2 separate regions of the Homo sapiens genome follow, and region 1 is linked to region 2. Evidence: read pairs that join two places in POLR2A ChIA-PET (ENCODE). Cell type or tissue: GM12878. All regions are shown on one strand.

What was found. Peaks named below come from ENCODE experiments on the same cell type or tissue, not always from the same donor. Only the 100,000 strongest peaks of a DNase experiment are listed, where the experiment ranks them.
Region 1: POLR2A ChIA-PET joins it to region 2 with 5 read pairs; 3 of 35 experiments call an interaction of 5 or more read pairs at or near these places.

The regions. Positions count from the first base shown.
Region 1 is chr13:42,523,630-42,526,129 of GRCh38, forward strand. No RefSeq gene overlaps it. Among named protein-coding and RNA genes, the nearest start is that of TNFSF11, 49 kb to the right of the region's middle. RefSeq lists an enhancer at 844-963. In GM12878, no CTCF peak of the experiment used is centred here; a DNase peak (open chromatin) is centred at 1,142; H3K27ac peaks cover 742 bases.
Region 2 is chr13:42,339,877-42,342,376 of GRCh38, forward strand. No RefSeq gene overlaps it. Among named protein-coding and RNA genes, the nearest start is that of AKAP11, 69 kb to the left of the region's middle. In GM12878, no CTCF peak of the experiment used is centred here; no DNase peak of the experiment used is centred here.

The DNA of each region.
Region 1 (2,500 bases), 180 kb after region 2:
AGATTTTTTTTCCAGAAAGAATCTGATAGATTAATTATCTCCACACTTTAGCCTTTAGCAGAAGTTAGGGATTGATAAACTGGCAGGGCAGGTGAGGATGGCTTGCCTCCAAAATGCTACCAGTCATAGGGGGCTCCCTTTCTTCTTGTAAGGAGAGTAACAATGGCTCTTTCTATTCCACCATTCTTGGAGAACAGTAATTTGTTGAAGAAAATGAAATGGAGTTTGTAGGTGAATGTGCATTTCAAGTTATAAATTAAAAAATAAAACTCTAGTACCACATAAGAGTTTTCTATGTATGTCTGTTTAAAGTCAAGAATAGCGGTGATATAATAACAATAATCCAAATTGATCAGCAGTTATAATTTTTCTCTTCTTTTGCTCTCCTCTACTGGGTGTCCCTGAACTCTGCTTCTTTGAACAATGTTGTTCACTCATCTGGATTAGCATAAAGACTCATTTTGGAAATTATATTCCACTATTGCTATTTGTTTTTACAGTTTTCAATTCAGCTCCTACTTAAGTTATTCAACATCACTACCATAGTTGATCTGTAATACCGAGAGCATGCACTCTCCATCAGTTAAAAAACAATGTCCTTGAAACATATATTAATCCATAGGTAGTAGAACATTAAAACATTTCTAATCCATTTCACTGAAGTTGCTGTGAACTGCAGCTCAACAAACAAGGAGGTTAGAACATCATAACTGATGGAGAAAACTCAACCCTGCCATTCCAGGTTGGTTGCAAGAATGCTGGGACGGGAAGCTCAGGGAAAGGAATCCAGAAGTTCAGCATGCAGCCTTGGTGTGGGTCAGGCACAGCCAACTGCTGAAGGTGTGTTTTGTGTCCAAGCTGGCAGGTTTACTAGGGTACGCCTCTTGAAGATGGTGGGTAGCCTGATTAGAGCCTAGAGTCAAGAATGTCAATGGGTTGGCCCTTCTGATGAGTTATAGTATCATGTCCCAGGAGAGCTAGATTTTCACGAACTCATTTCCTCAAATTCAAGGTTTTAGATAGTTTCTCTCCATGGCTATGAGGAAATGAAAATAATTAACTATGAAACAGTGACTTTGTCAGTCTTAGTGTTACTGCCATAAAACTTTCTGGCCATATGGGAGGAATTTGTTTCTCTGGTCTGATGTGGCCTGGTGTCAGCTGGAGGGGATCCATCTCAGCACTGATGTCACTCCTGGCCAGTTGTGTACTGTGTGCTTGGGTATCGAGTCATGGTCTGAAGTTCATCTTCATTGATCATCTCATAGTGAAGTTAATTATTTCTGAGACTCTGAAGTCATGGTCTGTTGTGAGTTCAATCAGGATGAAACTAGAATCATTAAAGAATGAGAGGGTTACTTTCTTCCTGCTGACTGGAGAGTGATTTTCAAACACTCCTTAGCAGTAGACTCTTTTGGTCAAACACACCTTTCTGCAGAATTCCAATATAGGAAATAGGTAAAAGTAGATGTTCTCTGGTACCCCTGGTGTCCAACCACAGACTTTACCCCCAGACACAGCATGAAGCCTGCTCAGGAAGAGATACCACTGACCAAAGTGGAAAATTCCTCTGCAAATTTGTACGGGAACAGAACTTGCTTGCACTGTGGTAGCACATGGAAAGAACCTGGCGACACTGAGGAATGTCATAGGAAGCAATTCTATGAAGCTTATTTCTGTGTTTACTGCAGGGATGTTGTCAAGGATGTGGTTGATGACATTCCACAGTGTTTCCTTTATGATGATCTGCTGAAGAAATTTTCCTCTCCCCTCAGGATGATGATTAACCACATTTCTCCTGAGCAGCTGGGCAGTTGACATCTTGTAGGTATTGTAAATTGTGGCCTGTCCCTATGTGTACCTATAGGGTAGGGTTCTCAAACCTTACTGCACACTGGAGTCATCTAGGGAGGTATTTAAATGCCAATTTCCAGGCTTACTCCAGACTAATTGCATCAGAATCTCAAGAGGGGGATCGACATCTTTAAAAAGTTTTCTGGGTGACCCAAAGAGTAGCCAGTTTTGAAAAAAACAAAAAAAAGGTTTATTTAATCAGGGAGCCTCTGAAGACACCTGGTTTCTGTTGAATATATCTTTTTTTTTTTAAATGAGAGGATATCCATGCATATGTATATATACATACTAGCTTATGATTATTAAATAAATGGTTAAAATAGTCATCTTCTTTTAGAGTAAAATTCAATTATTCTTATAGCTTCCTCCTGTAGTAAGGTGCTACTTAGGATTTTCCAAGAAGCAGACACCAAGTTGGAATTAGATGTGCAAGAAATTTACCAACAAGATGCCTGGGAGGGAAAATAGAGAGGAAGCTAGGAAGGGCTGTGACAGCTGATAGTGCCAGCTGTTGGTCTGAACTTTGGGAGGGAGAGAGTGAAGGAATAAGGGGTGGATGAGGAGTCCTAACTTGAGTGCAGTTGTAGGTAAGCCTGGCAAGGCTGATGGGGAGCCTTGAGTCAAAGTGATCAGTCAGAGAAGCTTG
Region 2 (2,500 bases):
TGTCAGTATGGACTCATGAATACCAAGTTATATTTCAGTACCACATTATAAATGTACATTATCTGTATCTTAATGTAAGATATTAATAAGGAAAGCTAGGTGTGAGGTATATGGGAATGCTTTGTACTAGTTTTAAAATTTTTTTGCAAATCTGAATGTATGAATGTACATTAGGTGCATTTGTCACAATCTCATGATTAACCAAAGTCAATACTCTATGACCTGATGTCCTTTTTCTGTAAGATTCCATCCAGGATGCCACGTTACATTTAATTGTTACGTCTCCATAGGCTCCTCTTGGCTGAGACAGTTTCTCAGACTCTCCTTGTTTTCAGTGACCTTTGATAGTTTTGAAGGGTCCTGGAGAGTATTTTGTAGAATGTTCCTTAGTTGAATTGTTTGATGTTTTTCTCATGTTTTAACTGAGGTTATGGGTTTCTGGAAGAAAGATCACAGAGGCAAAGTGCCCTTCTCATCACGTTGCATCAGTGGCACCCTCAACGCAACTCACAGTTGATGTTCACCTTGATGACCTGGCTGAGGTAGTCTTGACAGGTTTTTCTACTGTAAAGTGATTCTTTTTTCCACCTTTTCATACTTTACTCTTTGGAGGGGAGTCACTGTGGATAGCCCGCACTTAAGGAGTGGGAGTTGTACTCCACCTCCCTGAGGGGGAGTAGCTACATACATGATGGAATTCTTCTGTCTAGAGATTTATCTATTCTCCCCCACTTGTTTATTTATATGTTCATTTATTTATGTCAGTATAGACTCATGAATATCAAGTTATACTCCAGTGCTACTTTGTTAATCAGATTGTTCCAGCTTTGTCCATTGGGAACTCTTTCAGTGGGATCCCATGTCTCTTTGATGTATCCCCTTTCTTGTGATGTTTTTGGGAGCCCTTCCGGCACTTTCTGCCACTACAAGATGCTCCAGGAATTAACATTTTTGACCAGCTCTATCATACTGAAAAAAACCAAGATTTATCATTTTCGGCCATCAAGACCAGAAATTTTAAATGTCCCGCTTATTGTTGGATGTGGAACAAAGCTGTCAAAAGAAAAATCACACTAAAGAATGTGTATGTATCTTCAAAATCTCTCTGTTTATTTGGTAACATCTATAGCCCAGGCACGTACAGAGAGGCAGTTATTTAAATCCAATCAAGAGACTAAGAAGTTCAAGAGATCTATTGTATAACATGGTAGCTATAGTTAATAACAATGTATTGTACACTTGAAAATTGTCGAAAGAGCAGATTTTAGGTGTTATCACAAAAATCATAATGAGAAGTACATGAGGTGATGCATAAGTTAATTAGTTTGATCTAGCCATCCACATGTATATACATTTTAAAACATCAGGTTGTACACCATAGACACATATACTTTTTGTCAATTTAAAAAAGTAGTGATTTTTTTTTAAAGAGACTAAAAATTGAGGAGAATCATCTATGAAACATTTTCCTGGAAACCACAAGGCTTTTGGGCCACAGGCACCTCACTGGGTGTGGATAACAATTGTTGAGTTAGCCCAGCCCCTATCAAAGAGGATCTTAAGCCATATCAACCACTTCTTAGGATTTTCTGGTGACTTCTGAGAGAGGAAGAGTCAGAAACACCCATGGGCAGTAACACCCAGGGCTGGCTCTGGAGTGGGGGTGAGGTCATTGAGGGGAAGGCCAGGGTTTGGGTGAGCCTGTGCTGTAGGGATGGAACTCTGGTTGGCATAGGGTACTGAGCGTGTCTCTGTATGTGCATCCATGCAGACTTGCACATGGGTAAAAATTCATTTAACCCACCTTGATAACTACCATCTACCTTTTGTAACTGGATTTGATTTAGAGTCAGCTGTAGCAGGGTGTGTGTGCTATGTTGACACAACAAATCATGGAGATGCATTTAGGACCCATTTCAGATCCTTGTTGAATGCTCTACGGTGATGATGACAATACAGTCACGATACACAAAACCAGGCCCAGCATGAAGGCAACTGGCTTTTGCTTTTCTTGGCCCTTCCTTGGCTTCTACATTTGCCTTGGCTTCTCTGCCATCGTGGAACATCAGTTCACCTTTCCAGAATACATCTGGTGGTGTTTCTATTAAGTAATACCAGCAAATTACATATAATCCTTGGCATTAGGACATTTAAAAACTGGTGAATGTGGCTGGGTGTGGTGGCTCATGCCTATAATCCCAGCACTCCGGAAGGCCAAGGCAGGCAGATAACTTGAGGCCAGGAGTTTGAGACCAGCCTGGCCAACATGGTGAAACCCTGTCTCTACTAAAAGTACAAAAAGTAGCCGGGCGTGGTGATGGGCACCTGTAATCTCAGCTACTCGGGAGGCCGAGGCAGGAGAATCGCTTGAACCTGGGAGACGGAGGTTGCAGTGAGCCGAGATCGTGCCACTGCACTCCAGCCTGGGCGACTGAGCAAGACACTGTCTCACAAAGGAAACAAAACAAAATAAGACAAAAACAGAAAACCTCAAAAAACC